Regions from separate parts of the Mus musculus genome. Here region 1 is linked to region 2. Evidence: chromatin contacts called from ENCODE POLR2A ChIA-PET data. All regions are on one chromosome and are shown on one strand. The core of a region is the stretch at or near the end of the contact, and the rest is flanking DNA. Distances in the headings are between cores, read along the strand shown.

The links. ChIA-PET counts read pairs that join two places held with the same protein, here RNA polymerase II (POLR2A).
Region 1: POLR2A ChIA-PET joins it to region 2 with 10 read pairs in embryonic stem cell. The contact joins the enhancer-like site here to the promoter of Rps7 in region 2. POLR2A ChIA-PET finds 5 or more read pairs at or near these places in 3 of 5 experiments (Patski and embryonic stem cell).

Annotation. Positions count from the first base shown.
Region 1 is chr12:28,802,477-28,807,045 of GRCm38, forward strand. The region is part of intron 3 of Eipr1 (EARP complex and GARP complex interacting protein 1); the gene reads left to right. Among named protein-coding and RNA genes, the nearest start is that of Gm46345, 38 kb to the left of the region's middle. Within about 2 kb of position 2,560, at least 2 of the 3 ENCODE cell types and tissues checked have a DNase peak (open chromatin) inside an H3K27ac peak, as active enhancers do.
Region 2 is chr12:28,632,555-28,637,921 of GRCm38, forward strand. It overlaps Rps7 (ribosomal protein S7), which reads right to left and starts at 3,399. Exons shown (of 7, transcript NM_011300.3): 1 at 3,302-3,399; 2 at 3,026-3,109; 3 at 2,862-2,933; 4 at 1,655-1,798; 5 at 1,214-1,278. The coding sequence starts at 3,100.

The sequences.
Region 1 (4,569 bases), core at 1,310-3,809, 170 kb after region 2:
AGACTTTGCCAATGCGCTAAACAGGCTTAGCAGGAGTTTGCAGCAGAAGACTGGCCATATGGGGCGTCTCTTCTCCCCACCGACTTGAAAAAACACAAAGTAATCAGCCACATCACTTCCCCTTTCTATTTTATTTAAAAAGCTTTTATTTATTTATTTATTTATTTATTTATTTATTTATTTGTGTATGCATGAATGTGTGCGATTGCTTGGTGTGTGTGTGAGGGTGCAGGCAGTGTGTAGAGGTCAGAGGACAACCTGTGGGAATTGGCGCTCTTTCATCACGTGGGTCCTAGATACTGAACTCCAGTCATCAGATTTGGTGGCAAGTGTCTTTACCCAGCTTCATTATTATTTTTTTTATAGAGATTACAAAAGAAAAAAAATGATGACCCATGGACTATATGGAAAGTTGATTTTATACTGCTCGGCTCTCCCTTTACAAAAGACACTTGTGAAAGTTTAGCTATACGCTAAGGCTGCAGCAGGACGCCGTAAGCCTGAGGCTCCCTTTCCAGGTGCTGCTCTGAGCTGTCATCCTGGGATCGCCGATGTATTACCATCAGTGGGGGCTGTTGTGGCACAGAGTCATATTCCTCCCTACCTTCATGTAAGGCTGGCCTGCTGGTGGTTCCCTTCTTTGGTAGTTTGAATATGCTTGGCCCCTGGAAGTGGCATTATTAGGAGGTGTGGCCTTGTTGGAGTAGGTGTGGCCTTGTTGGAGTAGGTGTGGCCTTGTTGGAGGAAGTGTGGCACTATGGGTGTGTGTTTTTGAGGTCCTATGCTTAAGCTCCACCCAGGGCAGAAGAAACCTTTGTCCTGCCTGTAGAAGATAGTCTCTTCCTGGTTGCCTTCACATCAAGATGTAGAACTCTCAGCTCCTTCTTTAGCACCAAGTCTGCCTGGATGCTACCATGCTTCCTACCATGATGAAAATGGACTGAATCTTTGAAACCAACCATAAGCCAGCTCCAAGTAAATGTTGTCCCCTAAGAGTTGGTCATGGTGTCTCTTCACACAGTGGGAGCCCTAACCGAGACACCGTGTATGCTGTTCTCTGCTGTGGTCAGTTTGCTTGCACAGGCTTGGCGAAGCGGTGCTTACACTGCCTTCTTGTGTTAGTTACTGGCCCTTCCTGTGAGCTGTTGCTCTTGCTGTCAGCCTGTCTCAAGCATGGGGTGAGGATGCTCATTTTTCCTTTCTCTTTTCCAAAGTCCCCAGAGATTGAGACCTGTCTACATTTTGCAGGCAAAGGCACCAAAGCCTATGAACTTGCTGGAGTAGCTTGCATGTGGTCAGACAGCTGATTCGCAGAAGCCAGAAATATAATACGCTTCCTTTGATAGCCACTTGGACCTTCTTGATGGCTGCCCCTTGCACCTTCTTTGTACCGGACGGAACAACTTTCCTCATATTTACTTAGAAAACTAAGATTTTTTTAGGTGCAAATTGTATCAAGTGGATATTTTTGTAAGAGAGTGTTTTTTGGTATTTCAGCCCAAGGAAAAATAGTAGAAACCTAAACATGACAGTCTGCAAATCGTTAGAGTTTCAAAGAATGAAGGTGTGATTTTTTTTTTTTTTTGTGCAAGGGTGTTAATTAATGTCTGACATGGCTGAGTGCCCGAGTAGTGCTCTGATCAGTGTAAAACCCCATCTCTCAGATCTGATGCTTCAGCTCATGCTGAGGACCCACCGGTTCTCTGTAACAGGAGTGCTCTCCAGAGAGCAAATAGTTTGACATTTTGTGGATGCCACTGCCCTTGTTTTAGTTATCGAGGTTTGCTCTGGAGAGCAGGCAGATACATGTATCAACCTTGTGTCAATCTCATCTGCTTCATGTGCCAGACTGCCTCATTTAGCTAGGGTGGTGACTGAATAGTTTGGTCCAGGGCATGGCATCCCTGTTAGACCAGGCCAGGTATCAGGGTGTCAGTGTGGGTAAGCCTTCATACTCTGTTCCCTCTGGAGACATTCGGTTTCTAGAAAGGCAAACCTTTCCAATAGCCAGGGCTCTTTGAATCAAGCTCAGCTCAGGGAGAGAGCCACTGGCCATCGTCCTTCCAGCTCCATTATAGAAGTGGCTGGGAGAGAGATCAATGGGAATAGGTCAACCTGTACATGAAAAGTTGGAAGGGAACAGCAGAGCCAGAATTTTAATTTTTCTACTTGCTGTACAAGAAGATGCACTCACAGAGGATCCAGGTTCCATTCCCAGTACCCATGTCAGCAGGCTCGAAACAGCTGCTAACTCTGGCTCCAGGGGGGAGGAGTTATGGGGGGGGGGATATCTCTCATAGGCCAGGCCTAGAGCTTGCCACGTAGACCAAGGCCAGCAAGCCTCAGTGTTTCTTTTATCTGTCTCTGCTCCCCCAGCTTTGGGAGCCTTTTACCTGATTCTTAGACTCAGGTCTTCATGTTGCAACATAAGCGCTTTACTGACTGAGATGTTTCATCATCCCTGAGAGAACACTGTTGGCTGCTAGCCTATGCTGCTCTGTGGTTGTTGAATCCAGCTATGTCTTGACCTATTTATTCCCTTCCAGATGTCCTGCAGGTCTAGGTAAATAGTGAAATAGGAGCTGTGATCAAAGAAGACAGGGCCCTGGGCACTGCAATTCTGTTAGAGGGCATATTCAGAGCCAGTGTGGGTGGAGACATGTTCATGTGGCTCAGGTAGGAAATCAGAAGTCTGGAGAAGGCAGGGCAGCCTGGGTTGGAAAGGAAGGCTGTAGATGGCTCTGACATCAGCCTGCTTGCTGCCCTTGTTTGACTCCTCCTCCTGGGGTGGGGTGGTTATCACTAGAAAGGACTTGGAGTCAAGCTTTAGAGATGTCCTGAGGCATACTGCAGCTGCTGGTGCATTCCTGATAAGCTCAGGAATGACTAATGCAGTTAAGGATGTGGGGTGGAGGACAGAGCACCCTTTGTTCCATTCAGCTGATATATGCTAGGCAGTGATGCTCCAGCTCAGAGTCAGAGCTGAAGGAGAGGAAGGACTCTTGGTGGTGTGCTTTTCACTTCTCTGTCTTCTGTGCAGTCCTTGGAGCTCACACACAAGACAGCTGCCTTCACAGAGGTTGCACGACTGAGCCAAGATTTTACAAGATATTAGCAGGATCAAATGGAGCACCGCCCAAGTGACCCCACACACTCAGTGGACACATAGGCCCTCATTCATCAACCAAGGCTGGTCAACTACTTCAGAAGAGACAGCAAATCATGGGCCGGTTGTCCCTTTTCCCATAAGCATTAGTGTTTGCCAAGCATTTATCTGGCAACTCAAGTAATGTCATTGTTTTAGGTAAATGTGTGTTCATGCCGCTTACATATTTGTAAATTTTGTGTATGTGTGTGTGCGTGTGTGTGTGTGTGTGTGTGACTGTGTGTTGCTATGTGCACGGAGGCTGGGGCATTGGATTTTCCCTAGAGTTAGAGTTAGAGTCTGTTGAGAGCCTGCTGCCATGGGTCCTGGGAAGGGAACCTGGATCCTCTACAAGTGCACTGCACATACACATTCTTAACTGCGGAGGCATCTCTTCAGCCCCGGCTGTCATCGTTTTTATGCTATCTATCTGTGATAGAGATCAAGACATTCTTCTGAGTCCTGTCTCCTGCATCTGTATCCCCCCTTTCCAGAACTCTTCCCCTGAACCCCTCTCTGGCTTTCCAGTTTTAGTTGTAGAGCATCTAGGAGGGAATGCGCAGCCTGAATGTAGAGGCTCTGCTGTTGTGACTCCTGCCCCTGTATGTGTTTTCTGTTTGTTTTCTTTTGCTTTTGTTTTTGTCTTCTAAATAGGCAGGGTTTTTAAATAGCTTGCTATTACTGAGGCTTTTAAGAACATTGCACATCATTTTCACAGAAACTTCTCCTAAGTATTTTAAATCAGTATTTAACCAAGACAACACACAGCTGCTATAAATCGGTCTTGCCAGTTGAGCAGAAGCCCAGGTGGACTGAGGACTTGGGCTCAGATATTTGCGGGATTCATCTTCTCAGAGGAATCAGAGCTCTGTTGGGGTGTCAATATGGGATTCTACTACTGGATCAAATTGTAATGTGTAATCACAGTGTCTATGTCATAATTTTATTGTCATTTTGTTCCTCAGGTGACTCCTTATTGTATTGCTAAAAGTATAAAATATATATAACTCTAGGGGTATTTTAGATAGCGGATATGCCGGTGACAATGTCAGTATCTTAAGTCTAATAATAGAGTTGCCATTGCTGGTTCTTTCTCCTGTATTTAGGCTGCTATTTTTAACATTAACTATTCTTACATCTTTGTTAAGACAACAGGGATTTATTTTTACTCACTATTTTGTTTTTGAATAAAATACACACACACACACACACACACACACACACACACACACACACACACACACACATCCCCTTGGAAGCTAGAAAAGGTCATCAGATTCCCTGAAGTCACAGGTAGTTGTGAGAAGTCCTGTGTGGGTACTGGAAACTTAACTTAGATTCTTCAAGAGCAGCAGTTTTCATAATTGTTGAGCCACATTTGCAGCATTGAACAACTGCAACTCATAGGAAGCTGTCCACCCAGG
Region 2 (5,367 bases), core at 2,149-4,648:
GCACCTGGGAGCTGTGGCTGTTCATGATGACACAGCTTTGACCTAGAAAAAGCACTAAACTCAGAACCCAACTAGAGTCTCCAGAATGCACGCCGCTTCCACCACTGAAAAGCCAAGCTTCCCCTAGTCAGGAACCCCCGTGATTCCAAACTCTGAGGAGACTGGGGCTACGGCTTTCAGTCTGAATTGCATTCCAAGGAAAAGAGTTCTGCTTCACCCTGTGTTCACAAGGAAGCACCGTCTGATCATCACACGGCTTCTCACTACTACTCACTTCAGAGCACACTCTTACCACACTAGTAGGTGCATCAACATGGACGCTTGCTCCCTTAAAACAGAAACTAACAGACTCAAAGTTAAGAGTTAACTCAAAATTCCAGCATAACAAAGCTGGAATCTGGAGACATTAGTATAGCACCACGACACCTTGCCAGGGATCTGGCATCAAGAGTAGAAATCACTAAGGTCACTGAACACCGCAGCCATTAACACACAGGGCATAGATAGTGATGTGCACCTGTATTCCCAGTACCTGACCACAAGACTGTTGTTGGCTACATAGGAAGTCCATGGCTCATCCGGTCTCAAAAGCATCACCTCTCAAGAGTAGATTTCCTTGACCAGTTATAAGGGAAAAACCACACTTTTGGCGGTGAGGGTCTGCAGGGACAGTCTGATATAATTACAGCATCAACAGAAGGCCCAAGTCCAATGACTGATGTGTGAAGAGACCATCACCTTTAAAGAGCAATGATGTAGCCTTGTCAGCCTAGCACCAGGAAACCCACCCATGCTCTGCCTGCCACACAACAAAACCATCCCAGCACCTCAGCCACAAACAAATTTTTATCCCCAATTAAGAACTAAATAGTTAGCCAGGTGGTGATGGCGGCACACACCTTTAATCCCAACCTTTGGGAGGCAGATGGATCTCAGTGTTCAAGGCCAGCCTGGTCTACAGAGTAAGTTCTAGGACACATGGGCTACAAAGAGATATCTTAAAAAAAAAAAATACTTTCTCCTTTGACCACAGAATAAATCAAGCCTCACCTGTGTGGTACCAGTGACTTACAACAGACACCACATAGTGTATGTATGTGAACCACTTAAACGTTCTATCTAGAATGAATCCCAACACACAGGGAATGAGGAGACTCCCCGTCCTGAGGCACTGTGAGGTGTGGGCGCATGGCCGAGGCAACGGAACACTCACCTTCTGGGGCGCTTCTGCTTATTTTTCGTACGGCTTTTCCGGGTTGGCTTGGGCAGAATCCTCCTCTTTAAAGTGAATTATAATAAAAATAAACACAAAACAATGAGCTAATAATAAAGCCAACAAATCTCAACTACTTTAAGTACAAAAATACCCATGTCGCCACCTTCACAACAGCCCACCACTCAGCACAAATTGCCAGCAGCATTCCTCTTTCCCATCAGCCCTACTTCATTCACCCTGCACACTGCACCAAAGCCAATCCTGAACTCAAGCACTGTCCCATACCAGCCCCTCCAGCCTGCTACTCCCAGACCAGCAGACTTCCCACTCTCACCCCAACACCCTAGGCTGAGCTTTCCACCAACAGGGCTGACAGCATCCTCACCAACAGAACTTAAGCCCCAGGAATTGAAGAGGGGCAACTGAGCAGATGGATACCTGAGCAATGAAGACCACGTGCTTGCCACTGAACTTTTTCTCCAATTCACGAACTAGCCGGACTTGGATTTTCTGGAAAGATTTAAGCTGAGGAACTGGTACAAAAATTATGATAGCTTTCCGACCACCACCAACTTCGATTTCCTGGGAGGAAAAAATGTCTGTGTCATTTTTCAGTCCTTAACCTCCATCTTCCTCATTCAAATGGCACCACTCACAGCCAAATACCACCTGAATCAAGGACCCGCCCCCTTCTGAGGCAGAGTCCTTGTAGTCCTTGTAGTCCCAAGTGCTAAGATTAATATGCTCTGCCACAACCAGCAAACAACTCCCCCCTCAAACATTCTCCTGTGGTTTGGACATAGCCTAGGGGTTCGCAAGTTAAACCATGACGCTCATATTGAGGTTCTAAGGTGGAGCCTCCATCGCACAATCCCGGTGACTCTACAAGAGACACCAAAAGGCCAGCAGAGAGCTATGTCCATATGTCCATCATCCTAGCACTGGAGAGGTAGAGGCAGGAGGACGGAGTTCAAGGCTAGCCTCAACTACAATCCAAGTCGGGAGACCAGCCTAGGTTAGAAGAGATTCTGTCTGGTGAGTCTGATCAGACCATGACTCTGGCCATGTGCCACCTCAGGATCTCCCAACATGATTGAACCATCTAGAAAGGTCAACTTTAAATTCACCATGGCCTGGGTATCTCTGATGTAAGGCTCTTCTCCAAATTCAAAACTTTCCAACACTATGAAATTGACCAAAAAACTCAATAAAATTAACACTCTCCCTGGGTGGCTGAGCAGTGGTAGTTCAGGGCACAGGACCCAGGTTCAGTTCCCAGCACTCACAAGCATTTGTAATTCAAGTTTCAGGAACACGCAAGGTGCATGTACATTAACAGAAGCAAAATACTAACTTACAAAAACGAAACACCTGTCAAACGCCAAACTCAGAAACACCCACTGATCCTCAACCGAGTGGTACTGGGTCTAAACACTTCCAAAAAGTTAAGGTTAATGTCAGTGGGGAAAGAAAAAAAAAAAAAAAAAAGTCCAGCAATCAAGTGCAGAAGGCAGCACGGACTTAAGCGTGAGACTGGCCTGCACTGGAAGTCCCTGTCTGCTGCCCTCCCGTCTCTTGCCCCGGGAATAGAGGCTGTCAACCACCCGTGGGCAGCGAGCGAGCGCACTCCGGGGTCCCCGCTCACCTTGGCTGCGGTGATGTTGAGTTCCCGCAGCTGCGCCTTGAGATCGGAGTTCATCTCCAGCTCGAGCAGCGCCTGGGGAGACAGAGAACGTGGGCGCCATGCCGGGGGTCAGGGGACCCTGAGGTCAAGCGCGATCGCGGGGGGCACCCGGGCGACAAGCTCACCTGAGAGATGCCAGACTCGAACTCGTCCGGCTTCTCGCCATTGGGCTTCACGATCTTGGCGCTCGAGCTGAACATGGCTTCACCCTGAGGGGAGGAAGGTGCCACCGGTCACCTGGGGCGCGGGCCGCCAAAGCCGGGGCCATCTACGGGCGCAAGGCGGATAATCCGCTGCATCCCACCCCGGGGAGCAGGCTCTGCCGCCCCGGACGCCCCCCAAGAGTCTGTTCCCCCAAACTCTGCGAAAAACCGCGGCCACATTGCGGCCCGCGAACCTACCTGACGGATCGCCGGCTTAGAAAGAGGGACGGCTCTCGCGAGAACGGCTCATATCCGGGTGGCGGAAGAAAAGAGGTGGGGACAGCGGAAGTAGGTGGGTGGAAACCGGAAGCTCTTCTGAAAAGAGTTGGACCGCCTAGAGTGTACCGGAAAATAGTTCCCTACTGGGAACTAATGCGGGAGGATGAGCGTGCCGGTTTCGCTTGTTCCCGGTAGTCGTCAGCGTTCGGCTCCGTTGGTGAAAATTCTCCGCTCCCCTAGTTGGAGACCTGGGCAGAGTGGTGGCGGCCGGACGGCCCTAGGAAAAAGAAAGAAAGCAGCTTCCTTCCCCACGAAGATGGGACGTTTCAAATGTTTCATTAGTCCCCAGCTTTCTCCGCGTTTCCTGCTAACACAATGAAAGGGAATCAGCATGGTGGTGGCGCACGCCTGTAATCCCAGCACTCGGGAGGCAGAGGCAGGCGGATCTCTTGAGTTTGGGGCCAGCCTGGTCTACAAAGAGAGTTCTGGGACAGACAGGGCTACGTATACAAACCATGTATCAAAAAATGAGGTACGGGGTTGGGGCGGGAATCAGACTTGTGTTCAGCTCTTCCTATAGGGAATCAAATTAGTGAGGTAGTGTTAATTAATAGTCATTAATTCCTGGTTTTTACGTATATTGCTTGGTACAGCAGACGATTCTAGAACATGTCCAGGAACCCCTGTCTTCACAAGTATGAAGCTGCCCTGTTGAACATCTGCCGAGAATGCTAAATATGGTGGCTCATGCCTTTTCTCAGGATTCAGAGGCGGGGATCACTGTGAAGGCAGGCTTGGTCTGCGAGTGCCAGAGCTGCAATAGAGACCCTGTCTCAAAAAAAAAAAAAAAAAAAAAAAATCCATTTTCAGAGAGTACCAATAACGGAAGCTGACGGTGGGGTTAGCTGTAGAAGGCCAGGCTTCTGCCTGCCTGGGCTACCTGCAAAACAGGGACAGTTAAGCCCTAAAAGGTGGGGAGAGCAAGGAAGCCAGGTCAGTGAGAAACACTAAAACAGAATGAACCTTTAATCTCAACACTCGAGAGGGAGAGGCAGAGGCAGACAGATCTCTGAGTTTGAGGCCAGCCTGGTCTACAGGACAGCCAGGGCTACATAGAGAAACCTTGTCTGGAAAAACCAAAAGGGAGAAAAAAAAAAAAAAAAAGAATGAAGACAGCCCTGGGAGAGCACTCTCTATAGTGGAGCAATTTCCTTTAGTCAGGGCATTGTCAGAAAAAAAGAGACAGACAGACAGATTAGGAACAGTAAGTCAGAAAGATCTGAGGATGGGAAACAACAAACTCATCAAAGCAATGTTTACTGAAGAAATGCCCACCACTGCTGACTGTCACCCTAACTTCATGTGCCCTGTGAGGCTCTGCTCTAGACAGGCAATACAAGCACACCTGATTCACATGTAGTTGAATAGCCTGTTTTAGCCTAGAAGCTGGTTACTAAAACCAAGTGAATCCTTGTCATCACGGAAAACACAGTTTGGTAAAGACATTATGTAAATACATGATGAAATATACAGGACTGGAGGGATGGCTCAGTGGGTCAGAGAGCGATGACTGCTCTTCTGAAGGTCCTGAGTTCAAATCCCAGCAACCACATGGTGGCTCACAACCATCCGCAATGAGATCAGATGCCCTCTTCTGGTGTGTCTAAAAACAACTACAGTGTATTTACGTATATTAAATAAATAAATTTTTTTAAAAAATAAATATACAATATTTTGTTATGGCTTGCATAACAAAAAAATGTGCGAAAGTGTAAGGAGGACAGATGTACACTTTAGGGAGTTAGGAAAGCCTTTGAAAGGGATGATAGAGCTGGGCATGATGGCGCACACCTTTAGTCCCAGCACTTGGGAGGCAGAGGCAGGCAGATTTCAGAGTTCGAAGCCAGCCTGGTAGTGAGTTCCAGGACAGCCAGGGCTATACAGAGAAACCCTGTCTCGAAAAACCAAAAAATAAAATAAAATAAAATAAAATTTAAAAAAAGAAAGAAAGGGATGATAGTACTACCCTGGGACATGAAGGAGCA